Linked DNA regions of Homo sapiens: region 2 is linked to region 1. A link is an interaction called in ENCODE POLR2A ChIA-PET data of the cell type or tissue named here. Cell type or tissue: A673. All regions are shown on one strand. Links, peaks and the distances in the headings refer to the core of each region. The heading gives the core; the rest is flanking DNA.

Evidence for each region. ChIA-PET counts read pairs that join two places held together with the same protein. Peaks named below come from ENCODE experiments on the same cell type or tissue, not always from the same donor. Only the 100,000 strongest peaks of a DNase experiment are listed, where the experiment ranks them.
Region 2: POLR2A ChIA-PET joins it to region 1 with 11 read pairs; 2 of 35 experiments call an interaction of 5 or more read pairs at or near these places.

Annotation. Positions count from the first base shown.
Region 1 is chr9:136,575,706-136,581,931 of GRCh38, reverse strand. It overlaps LOC124902311 (a long non-coding RNA gene), which reads left to right and starts at 4,255. Exons shown (of 2, transcript XR_007061866.1): 1 at 4,255-4,708; 2 at 5,968-6,226. RefSeq lists enhancers at 2,616-3,142, 5,183-5,302. In A673, for the core only: no CTCF peak of the experiment used is centred there; no DNase peak of the experiment used is centred there.
Region 2 is chr9:136,818,766-136,824,991 of GRCh38, reverse strand. RABL6 (RAB, member RAS oncogene family like 6) reads right to left here. Exons shown (of 15, transcript NM_024718.5): 2 at 1,333-1,467. Among named protein-coding and RNA genes, the nearest start is that of MIR4292, 9.1 kb to the left of the region's middle. RefSeq lists an enhancer at 1,813-2,701. In A673, for the core only: no CTCF peak of the experiment used is centred there; DNase peaks (open chromatin) are centred at 3,281 and 3,881; H3K4me3 peaks cover 856 bases; H3K27ac peaks cover 1,376 bases.

The sequences.
Region 1 (6,226 bases), core at 445-5,444:
GAATGAGTGAGTGAGTGAATGAGTGAGTGAGCGAATGAGTGAGTGAATGAGTGAGTGAATGAATGCGTGAATGAGTGAGTGATTGAAGAGTGAGAGAGTGGGTGAGTGAGGGAGTGAATGAGCAAGGGAGTGAGTGAGTGAGTGAATGAGTAAGTTAGCGAGTGAGTGAGGGAGCGAGGGAGTGAATGAGCGAGGGAGTGAGTGAGTGAACGAGTAAGTGAGCGAGTGAGTGAGCAAGTGAATGAGTAAGTGAGCGAGTGAGTGAGTAAGCGAGTGAATGAGTGAGTGAATGAGTGAGTGAATGAGTGAGTGAATGAGTGAGTGAGTGAGTGAATGAGTGAATGAATGAGGGAATGAGTGAGTGAATGAGTGAGTGAGTGAGTGAATGAGTGAGTGAGTGAGTGAGTGAATGGGTGAGTGAGGGAATGAGTGAGTGAGTGAATGAGTGAGTGAATGAGTGAGTGAATGAGTGGGTGAGTGAATGAGTGAGTGAATGAGTGAGTGAGTGAACAAGTGAATGAGTGAATGAGTGAGTGAGTGAACGAGTGAGTGAGTGAGTGAACGAGTGAATGAGTGAGTGAATGAGTGAGTGAATGAATGAGGGAATGAGTGAATGAATGAGTGAGTGAGCAAATGAGTGAGTGAGTGAATGAGCAAATGAGTGAGTGAGTGAACGAGCGAATGAGTGAGTGAGGGAATGAGTGAGTGAGGGAATGAGTGAGTGAGTGAATGAGTGAGTGAATGAGTGAGTGAGTGAATGAGTGAGTGAATGAGTGAGTGAGTGAATGAGTGAGTGAGTGAGCAAATGAGTGAGTGAGTGAACGAGCAAATGAGTGAGTGAGTGAACGAGCGAATGAGTGAGTGAGTGAGTGAATGAGTGAGTGAGGGAATGAGTGAATGAATGAGGGAATGAGTGAATGAGTGAGTGAGTGAATGAGTGAGCGAATAAGTGAGTGAGTGAACGAGTGAGTGAGGGAATGAGTGAGTGAGTGAACGAGTGAGTGAGTGAGTGAATGAGGGAATGAGTGAATGAGTGAGTGAGTGAATGAGTGAGCAAATAAGTGAGTGAGTGAACGAGTGAGTGAGGGAATGAGTGAGTGAGTGAACGAGTGAGTGAGTGAGTGAATGAGTGAGTGAACGAGTGAGTGAGTGAATGAGTGAGTGAACGAGTGAGTGAGTGAATGAGTGAGTGAATGAGTGAGTGAGTGAGTGAACGAGTGAGTGAGTGAGTGAGTGAACGAGTGAGTGAGTGAGTGAATGAGTGAACGAGTGAGTGAATGAGTGAGTGAGTGAATGAGTGAGTGAATGAGTGAGTGAGTGAATGAGTGAGTGAATGAGTGAGTGAGTGAATGAGTGAGTGAGTGAGCAAATGAGTGAGTGAGTGAACGAGCAAATGAGTGAGTGAGTGAACGAGCGAATGAGTGAGTGAGTGAGTGAATGAGTGAGTGAGGGAATGAGTGAATGAATGAGGGAATGAGTGAATGAGTGAGTGAGTGAATGAGTGAGCGAATAAGTGAGTGAGTGAACGAGTGAGTGAGGGAATGAGTGAGTGAGTGAACGAGTGAGTGAGTGAGTGAATGAGGGAATGAGTGAATGAGTGAGTGAGTGAATGAGTGAGCAAATAAGTGAGTGAGTGAACGAGTGAGTGAGGGAATGAGTGAGTGAGTGAACGAGTGAGTGAGTGAGTGAATGAGTGAGTGAACGAGTGAGTGAGTGAATGAGTGAGTGAACGAGTGAGTGAGTGAATGAGTGAGTGAATGAGTGAGTGAGTGAGTGAACGAGTGAGTGAGTGAGTGAGTGAACGAGTGAGTGAGTGAGTGAATGAGTGAACGAGTGAGTGAGTGAGTGAATGAGTGAGTGAACGAGTGAGTGAGTGAGTAAGTGAACGAGTGAATGAGTGAATGAGTGAGTGAATGAGTGAATGAATGAGGGAATAAGTGAGTGAATGAGTGAGTGAGTGAATGAGTCAGGGAGTGAGTGAGAGAATGAGTGAGGGAATGAGTGAGGGAATGAGTGAGTGAGGGAATGAGTGAGTGAGTGAATGAGTCAGGGAGTGAGAGAGAATGAGTGAGGGAATGAGTGAGTGAGTGAATGAGCAAGTGAGTGAATGAGTGGGTGAGTGAATGAATGAGTGAGTAAATGAGTGAGTGAATGAATGAGCGAAGGAGTGAATGAGTGAGTGAATGAGTGAATGAGTGAGTGAATGAGTGAGTGAGTGAGTGATTGAGTGAAGGAGTGAGTGAATGAGTGAGCGAGCGAGTGACTGAGTGAAGGAGAGGTAGGGGTGAGGGAGGGGAGGCCCAGGCAGGGGCGGGTATTCCCAGCAGGATGTGCTACCTTCTAAGCGGGTCTTGGGTTGGGCCCCAGAGGCTGCAGGTGAGCGCAGGGGAAGAGCACTGCCTGCAGGAGGCTCACCCTGCTGGAGGTCCCGGTTTGAGGCTGAAGCCTCAAACGGTCTGGGGGCCTGGCCGAAGGCAGAGCTGGGCAGACACCATCCCTGCCCTGCCAGGGCTGCCCTGGGCCCCAGGTGGCTCAACACAGCTGGGAACTGAAGGAGGCACCTGGATTTTGAGGGAGACAAACTGCGTGGGTCCTGTCTGAACAGGCTCATTTCAGCACCCAGTGTGTGGGGCAGGGCCCCCATCCCCGGCCATGCTCAGTGGCCAGAATGAGCCCTGAATCGGAGCTAAAGGCAGAGGTGAGGGTCCCAGAGACCCCACATCTCCTTCGGAGGCCAGGCGCCTGGCCCCAGTGTGGAGCTCCAAGCCCCTCCCCCAGCGCCCAGCCACATCCCCTGGGAGGACCAGGGGCCCTGTGATGTGGGGCCACCACCCTCCCCCTGACCCCTGGCATTCAGCCAGGTGGGAGAAGGCCAGCTTGTTCCTCCTGTGGTGCCCCGCCCACATGTCCCTCCCCAGGCTGGGGTGGGCGCAGCCTCATTGGAGCAAACAGTTCCTTCCTTCTTGCCCGTGACTGGGGTCTCAATGTTTCCCTTGCCTCCCATGGGTCCCCCTCACTTTCCCACAAGCACTTATGGCATAAAAATAACTTCTTTGGGAATGGCAGTCCCTGCTGGGCTCATGTGGGCCCCCAGCCTCGGGGACCTCTGACTACAGGCCCCGCCCCAGGCCAGGCCCCTGAACGTTGCTGGGTGGGGAGAGTGCTCCCCAACAGAGCTTCCCGGCTGGGCTTCCTGAGAAGCTGCCTGGTCCAGGCTGCAAACTTGCAGGTGAAGGTCTGCCCCACGGACCCCGGGGAGTGGGATGGGAGGGCGGCCCCTTCCAGCCTCTTCCTTGTCACATTTTACACTCCAGGTTGATGGTGTTCTCAGGGGACATGGCTTGGGACTGACAGCCTCACCCTGTCACTTTGAATCTTCCCGCTATTGTGAATCAGAGTCCCACAGACACAGCCTCCCGCCAGGAAATCAGGGTTCCCCAGCGCAGGGCTCCTGGGCCACAGCGGTGGGGGCGCCCGGCGGCTCGACTGCTGCACCACAGCGGGCTCAGGTTGTATCTGGCTTTTCAGAGAACGTCCCTGCCTCGAAGTTCTCATCACTCAGGAAGAGAAATAGCTAGCCAGCTAGCCCCGGTGTGGGGAGGGGCCCAGAGCCTGGCTCATGCCCCGAGGCCACCCCCACACCCCACCCTCTGGGCCTCAGTGTCCCCCGGCCGTGTTTGTGGGGATTTCAGCAGGAGGTGCTGTCTGGGTGTTTGGTATCCGGGAGGTGCCAGGCCAGCAGCGCAGCGCGATGACTGCATGGTCACGATAGGGATGCCTACGTGCCACACACTCCCATGCTGGAACCGTCAGAGCTGGCTGGTTTCCACCTGTCCAAAACCATCTTAACCAAAGCCCGCGTTCTTGCGCAGATTTACCTCCAGTTTATGGGATTACTTCTTTAGATGCAATCAGCATTTTCTGGAAGACTGGGAACACTTACGGGTCTTTTTTTTTTTTTTTTTTTTTTTTTGAAATGGAGTCTCGCTCTGTCGCCCAGGCTGGAGTGCAGTGGCGCGATCTCGGCTCACTGCAAGCTCCGCCTCCCGGGCTCATGCCATTCTCCTGCCTCAGCCTCCTGAGTAGCTGGGACTACAGGCACCCGCAACCACGCCCGGCTAATTTTTTTGTATTTTTAGTAGAGACGGGGTTTCACCGTGTTAGTCAGGATGGTCTCGATCTCCTGACCTCGTGATCCACCCACCTCAGCCTCCCAAAGTGCTGGGATTACAGGCGTGAGCCACCGCACCCGGCCTTACACTTATGGGTCTTGAAGTCAAAGGAGCCCGCGGTGATGCCGCCAGCACCTGGGGTTTGTCCGAGCCCCGCAGCTCCTCCGGCCCTGGAGCCTGGGCGCTGCTCGCTGGGATCTCTGATCCAGTCTCGCCTCTTTTTGTGTCCATCCGCAGACAAATACCTGTTACGTTCTAGGTGCTGAGGACACAGCGTGAGAGAGAAAAGGACAGACACCTCCTTCTTCCTGGAGCCTGGATGGGGCCGACAGGCACGGGGGAAGCCTCAGCCACTGTCTACTCAGATTTCCACACGCCACTGCCAAGTGGCCTCCTGTTCTCTGTGTCTGTGCCTCCTCTTCTACCTCTTAGAAGGACACCTGTCACTGGATTTAGGGCCCTTCCAGGTACTCCAGGATAATATCATCTGCTGGAGATCCCTACCTCGATCACAACTGCGAAGACCCTAATTCCAAGTAAGTTTCCAGCTGGGCTTTGCGGCGGCTCACACCTGAAATCCCAGCACTGTGGGAGGCCGAGGCGGGCGGATCACTTGAGGTCAGGAGTTCAAGACCAGCCTGGCCAATGTGGTGAAACCCCGTCTCTACTAAAAATACCAAAATTAGCCGGGTGTGGCGGTGGATGCCTGTAATCCCAGCTACTCAGGAAGCTGAGGCATGAGAATCGCTTGAACCCGGGAGGCGGAGGTTGCAGTGAGCCGAGATCGTGCCACTGCACTGCAGCTTGGGGGATAGAGTGAGAGTCTGTCTCCAAAAACAAACAAACAAACAAACAAAAAAACAAGTTTCCATCTGCACATCTGCAGGTTCCGGGACTTGGGAGGTGGACATGGCTCTTGGGGGCCACCATTCACCATTTGGCTCACTGCTCTGGGGAACAAAGGCCCCCAGTTACTCAAGGGGAGTGAGGGGAGTTCCCAGCAGAGCGCTGTGAGCCAAGGGTGGGAGGCCAAGAGGCAGGGACCACTGTGTCCTCTGGAGTGGACGAGGGGGCACTGAGGAGTGGATGAGGGTGTGGCCCTCCTGACAGCCCAGCCTCCGCTGGAAGTGGGGACCCGAGTCCCGGGCTCTGCCCTCTCCTGCCACCCCACAGGGCCTAGGCCAGCCTTGCCACGACCCTAAATCTTCTCGCTACTCCTGCCCTCACCTCAGCCTCTCCGGAGACAGCCTCCTCACCACTACCCTGGCCCAAGTGGGGAAAGCCCCACCACCCTGGGCTCCCAGGATGAGTCAGTTCCCCTCTCCTTGCCAGGCCCAGCTGGCAGTGAGGTCCTTGGCCTGGCACAGCACCTCATGTGCAAACACGGCTTGATGAACGGGCAGGAATGAAGCTTTGGGAGGGAGACTGAACGAGGAGAGAGAGAAGCATGTGGTGGTGAAAATGGAGGGAAGGCAGGGGGCTGGCAGGGGGCTGGCAGGGGGCTGGCAGGGGGCTGGGTGCAGCCCCAGATCTTGTGGAGTCCGGGCCCCAGGCTGGGCAGGCTGGGCAGGCTGGGCCCGCGGCACCTGTTTTTGCACACAAGGCCTGCCCTGACAAGGTGTCCTCTGCCGGATCCCGGGTGACTGTGCCTGTTGGGGGTCCTGCCAGGCCACCCGGTCACCTCCACACCCTGTTATGTCTCTGCAAGCATCGGTGTGTGACAGCGACTGGCAGAGCTGGGCAGGCAGGAGGCCTCTGTCTGGACCCTCAGCCTCTGCCTCGGCTCCTCTTCCAGGTGGCTGGACTTGCTCCCTGATACCCCCAACCTGCAGACACGCGGCCTTGGATTCAAGTGGGGCTGGGCTCCTCGGCCTCTGCCAGGCCACCCCACCCTCCCCCAGCTCCCAGCAGAGGCCAGCAGCCAAAACACTGCAGGCCAGCAGAGCTGGAGATCAGCAGACCCCAGAGGTGTAGACCTCCCGGCTCCAGACCTGGTCCTCCCCGCCCCGCTGGTGGTGCGGCCTCAGGCCAGTCCACTGCCTCTCCGCGCCTTG
Region 2 (6,226 bases), core at 968-5,967, 240 kb before region 1:
GGAGAGGCACGCCCGGGGCCCTCACACAGCCAGGCATCTGCCCCCACACCAATCACATCCACGTCGCCTGAGCAGAGGGGCATGAACGCTGCCATCAGCCTCACCCCAAACCAGGAAGAGGGTGCGGTGGCAGGTAGAGCTTCTGTGCGCCGGCCCTGTGGGCTCTGTGTCCTGTCAGCCCAGCACCACCCTCCCAGGCCCTAGAGAGCAGCAGATGCCCAGCAACTCCACGGCTGTTCCTGCACAGCAGTCCAAGTGTCAGCTGTCACCACGTGGCAGCTCAAACTCATCTTTGCCTCCCACTAGTAACCCACTAGTTTTTTTTTTTTTGCAGTGAAAAGGAAAGGTGTTTAAAACAGCCCTGGGTGGGAGTGGTGGCTCACGCCTATAATCCCAGCACTTTGGGAGCCCAACGTGGGTGAATCACGTGGTCAGGAGTTCAAGGCCAGCCTGGCCAAGATGGTGAAACCCCGTCTCTACTAAAAATACAAATAATTAGCTGGGTGTGGTGGCGGGCGCCTGTAATCCCAGCTACTCAGGAGGCTGAGGCAGAGAATTGCTTGAACCCGGGAGGCGGAGGTTCCAGTGAGCCGAGATCTCACCACTGCATTCCAGTCTGGGCGACAGTGAGACTCTGTCTCAAAAAAAAAAAAAAAAAAAAAAAACCCAACCAAACCAAAAAACAAACGAACAAACAAACAAAAAAACCAGCCCCAAGGCTTTTTGCTGTCACGATTCTGAACACACAGGGCAGCTGCTCTGCCTCCCACAGCAGGAGCCTCGCCACAGCTGTCACCTCCCCCACCTTCCCGCATCTACCCAGGCCCAGCCCACCCACACCCAATTGAGACCTGGGGGAGGGGTCTATCCCACCATCAAGCCCACCTCACTGAACCTTTTAGTGACACGAACTTTCCACAAGGGCAAGGCTCAAACAAAGGTCTTATTACTGTTTCTGGTGGTGGAGAAGATGTCGGGCTGGGGCCCAAGAAAAAATACCATGTGCACCAAGAGGGTGCAGGCAAGGGAATGCTCCTCGGAATGTACCTCTTTTCAGCCCCCGAGGCGCCCGCGTGCCCACTCACCTGCGGCCAACGCTGCCCCAAGCTGAGCCTCCCAGGTCAGTGGGGCTTCATGAAGCTCACTCAGGCAGCAGGGTGATCCACCCCAAAAGAGCCCCAGAGTTCACGCCAGGGCCCCCACGTCAGCAGGGTCCCTCACAGACAAGAACTCTTCGGGGAGACCCCCTCTGGGGAATGCATCTCCCAGGAACCAGGGCTGAGGGAGGAGAAGCCTGGAGCCCGAACCCACTGGGGCACCCACCACACTTACTCTTGTAGCTCCAGTGGATGCTGGTGACCTGGATCTCCTGTGTGGGGATGTACTCCTCCACGAACGGCCGGCCCTGCAGGCGGTGCCACAGCGCTGTCTTGCCCGTGTTCCTGTCTCCCCGGATCACTATCTTCACTGGGGACGGGAAGAGAAAAAGAAAAGGCAAATTAAACGAACCGAACCCAAGCTGCAGCTTTAAGAGCAACTACAAGGAGAGCCGGTTCTGCTGCCACCTGTTTCATCTTTCTTGCTAGAATCAGACCAGGTGACCGGCAGGCAGGGGAGGAAGACGATGGGTGGGTACCATGGCAACCTCTCCCATCAGGAGGACACCTGGCAGCACACAGAGCATCAACGGCGAACCGGGCCCAGGGGGCAGCTTTCTACTTGGAGCCAGGTCAGGCTTTCTACTTGGAGGACGTGGTTCTGCCCTAGAGCCCACCCCTGGGACCCCTGGTGACCCTCAGGGTCAGGGCCCACCACCTGAGGAGCTCTCCACAGCACCCCAGGCTTCTGCGGATTGCTCCTAACCAGGTTTTCTGCAGCCCTGGAGTCTTTTTTTTTTTTTTTTTGAGACGGAGTCTCGCTTTTTTGCCCAGGCCGTACTGCAGTGGTGCTATCTCGGCTCACTGCAAGCTCCACCTCCCGGGTTCACGCCATTCTCCTGTCTCAGCCTCCCGAGTAGCTGGGACTACAGGCGCCCGCCACCATGTCCAGCTAATTTTTTGTATTTTTAGTAGAGACGGGGTTTCACCGTGTTAGCCAGGGTGGTCTCGATCTCCTGACCTCGTGATCCGCCCGCCTTGGCCTCCCAAAGTGCTGGGATTACAGACGTGAGCCACTGCGAGCCCTGGCGTCTTCAGTGCACAATTCTGCAGAACGCGGGGCCTGCATCCCAGCTCACGCACAACGCGTGTGTGCCGGGTAGCCCCGGGCCTGGGCCTGCTTGCTCCGGGGCTGGGTTGGAGAGGCCACTGCCCAGCTTGTTTTGAAAATGTGATGGGGGAGGGAGGGCAGCTGGGAGGGGAGCACGGACTTAGCAAAGGCGGGAGGTGGCTCAGAACGGGTGGAGATGGGGATGGACCTGGCACCCGACTGGACTAAGAACACCCAGCCTGCGGAGGTGCTGGAAGAACAGGATCGAGAATGACCGAGAAGCTGTGCGGACGCAGCAGCCAGCACTGAGACAGCTGCCCTCGGACCTGGGCAGACCCCGAGAGCTTCTCACACAGGCCTTGGTGAACCCACCACAGGCACGGGGGAGAGAGAAGCCCTGGCCGTCCTCCACGTTTCCAGGAGGGGAGAGCCAGGGAAGCCAGGGAAGGGAGCCGGGTTGGTGGGGAGCAGAGGCAACCAAGGAGCAGGTCTGCAGGCTCCTCCCACTTCCCCAGGTCTCGGGCCTCCCGCCCGCTCCCCCATCTGTGTCAGGTCTGCAGCCTCCTCTCACTCCCGCAACGCCCCCCCCAGGTTTTCTGTCAGGGGGACCCCAAGCTCCCAACGCAGAGGGCGCCCGGCCTCGAAGCTCTGAGGGACCCTGGGCTGTCCCTGTGCCCCACCCGGCTCCTCTCTCCTGGCCCAGTCCCCTCCCTCTACCTCAAGGCACCTGTTCCCACAGTCATTTCTTCTCCCCTGAAGCTTGTTCATTTCCTCGCCCATCCTAGGTACCTCAACGCGCCAACTTTCAACGCCTCTGGTCATATCTCGGCGCCGGCCAGCGCTGCGGCAAAACCTCCAGAGGGGACCCAGGCGCCCTCACGGCCACGGTGGCGGCCGCACCGGCTGGGGGCAGCCAGGAGGCTCCGCGCTTCTCCCGGCCGAGCCCACCCCGCGGAAGGCTGGGCCCTCGTTCCCCTCCCTCTCCCGCGGAGAACTTGGAGAACAGAGGCCGCCTGCAGCGCCCTCCAGCCCGGCGGCCCGGCCTGTGGAGAGCACAGCAGCCCCAAGCGGAGCCGCAGGCGCTCAGCGCAGCCAGGAGGGAGCCAGGCCCCAGCGCGGCGGGAGGCCCGAGACGGGCCGCGGCGCCCTCCCTCCTCCGGCCCGAGGCAGGAACCCGGGCGCGGCCCACAGCTCTGGGCTCAGTCGGGCGGCCGCCGTCCCCCCCAGATGAGCAGCAGCCCGGGCTCGCAGAGACTGCCCGGGCCGCGCACGCATAGCCTCGCTGGGCCCGCGAGAGAACGGCGGCGCCATCCACGTCCGTCCCGCGGCCCCGAGGTCCACGGCCTGAGCGGCGGCCCTGCCTCCCCGCCCCGGCACCGCTCAGGCGGCCCACGCGCTGTGCTTCCCGGTGGTTTCCACATGCGGTGGTCCCGTCTCCGGGTCTTTCCCGGGAGTGGGGCGTTAGCAACGCGGAGAGCGCAGAGACGGTCACAGCGACCGCCCGTTTTCCCGCGGCCAGAACCAACGCGCTGACGTCCCTTGGTCCCCGCATCTCGGCTCCTCAACCCTACGGGACAGAACCCACTTCCTTCATTTTGTAAAAATGGCACATGCTCTTTGTAAGGAACTTAAACAAGGCAGACAAGCACAAGAACCAATGTTAACAAAGCCTCCCAATGCCACTGCCGGAAACCAGCCCTCATGAACGCGGGGAGCTCATTCCAGGCATCTGGCCAGTTTGGCTTCTGCAGAACGTCGGAGAGTTGGGGTCACACAGAATAATTTCTCTCACTCAGCGATACGCACTTAAGGCTCATGCAGGCCTCTCCACGGCTTGAGAACATCTTTTCAGGACTAAATAATGTTCCACCATCTGGATGCACGGAGTTGATCCATTCATCTACTGAAGGACGTCTTGGCCGCACTTTTCCTTGAATTTCCATTGATATTTTTCTCTTTTCGTAATATATATTATTCGGATACTGCAACACCCACACTCAGCCTCTGTTTATTTTTTTCATATCATTTACCAGCTGTCATTTTGCTGTGAGATTTTCCCTTTATTTTCTAAACCTTCCTTTGATTTTATTTTTGCTTTTTAAAAATTATTATTGGCCGGGCACGGTGGCTCACGCCTCTAATCCCAGCACTTTGGGAGGCCGAGGCGGGCGGATCACCTGAGCTCAGGAGTTCGAGACCAGCCTGGACAACATGGAGAAACCCCGTATCTACTAAAAATACAAAATTAGCCGGGTGTGGTGGTGGACACCTGTAATCCCAGCTACTCAGGAGGCTGAGGCAGGAGAATTGCTTAACCCCAGGAGGTGGAGGTTGCAGTGAGCCAAGATCACACCACTGCACTCCAGCCTGGGCAACAGAACAGAACCGTCTCAAAAAAAACAACAAAATTATTTTTACAAACAGGGTCTCACTGTCACCCAGGCTAGAGCCAGCACAGTGGCACCATCCTAGCTCACTGCAGCCTCAATCTCCTGGGCTCAAGTGATCCTCCCACCTTAGCCTCCCAAGTAGCTCAGACTACAGACATCTGCCAGCTAATTTTTTTTTTTTTTTTTTTTTTTTGGAAGATGGAGTCTCACTCTGCCGCACAGGCTGGAGTGCAGTGGTGTGATCTCAGCTAACTGCAACCTCCACCTACTGGATTCCAGTGATTCTCCCATCTCAGCCTCCCAAGTAGCTGGGACTACAGGCGCAAGCCGCCATGCCTAATTTTCTGTATTTTAGTAGAGACAGGGGTTCACCATTTTGCCCGGGCTGGTCTCAAACTCCTGAGCTCAGGCAATCCGCCCATCTTGGCCTCCTAAAGTGCTAGGATTACAGATGTGAGCCACCACCCCATGCCTAGTTTTTTTACTATTTTTTTCTTAGAGACAGGGTCTTGCTTTTTGCCCAAGCTGGTCTCGACCTCCTGGGCTCAAGCAATCCTCCTGCCTTGGCCTCCCAAAGTGCTGGGATTACAGGTATAAGCCACGGCACCAGTGAGGATGGTCCACTTTAATCAATGTTCCTTGAGCCTTCAGGTCCAGAGACTTTCTCTGAGCCTGCGGTAACCCTTCACATTTCTACCCGCTCTCTTTCATTTTGAAGTATATTCTGCATATGGCATCACTGTCGCTGTAGCACTAGGACTATAGCTAGAGCAGCTTTCTTATGGTTAATGTTTACCTAGTGTCTTGTTTCCAACTCCTAACTTTCAACCTTTCGACACCATTATGTTTTGGATGTGTCTCTTATACACCACATAGCCAAATTAAAGAAAAAAAAATTCCTCGAATCTCACATTCTTTCGAGCTGGTGAGTTCTGTTTACTGACAACTGCTGCTGCCATGTTATTTTATGATTTTTAGTTACAGCTCTGGTTCCCTTGCCCCTCCCCCAGCCTTCTATGCCTTTGATTAAAGCTGGACAAGGTGGTTTTCTTTTTTTTTTTTTTTTTTTCTTGAGACGGAGTCTCGTTCTGCTGCCCAGGCTGGAGTGCAGTGGCACCATCTCGGCTCACTGCAAGCTCCGCCTCCCGGGTTCACGCCATTCTCCTGCCTCAGCCTCCCGAGTAGCTGGGACTACAGGCGCCCGCCACCACGCCCGGCTAATTTTTTGTATTTTTATTAGAGACGGGGTTTCACCATGTTAGCCAGGATGGTCTCGATCTCCTGACCTCGTGATCCACTCGCCTTGGCCTCCCAAAGTGCTGGGATTACAGGCGTGAGCCACCGCGCCCGGCCTGGACAAGGTGGTTTTCAGAAAGTATTCTTTCTACCTGGTATTTATTTGGAAGATTTGCAACCTGTTTCTACACTTTGGGAACCCTTAAGTTTTCAACACTCACATCTGCTGCAGTGAAGTCTGAAGTTAACACTTCTTCTTAATAATAATATAGAGATCTGAACGCCTTGACTGTCCAGCTTCACCCTGGGCTGTGTTACTTCTGGTAGTTTCTTCTTTTATATACCCTATATAAATCATGATCACCACTGATTAACATAACCAACGCTTATTC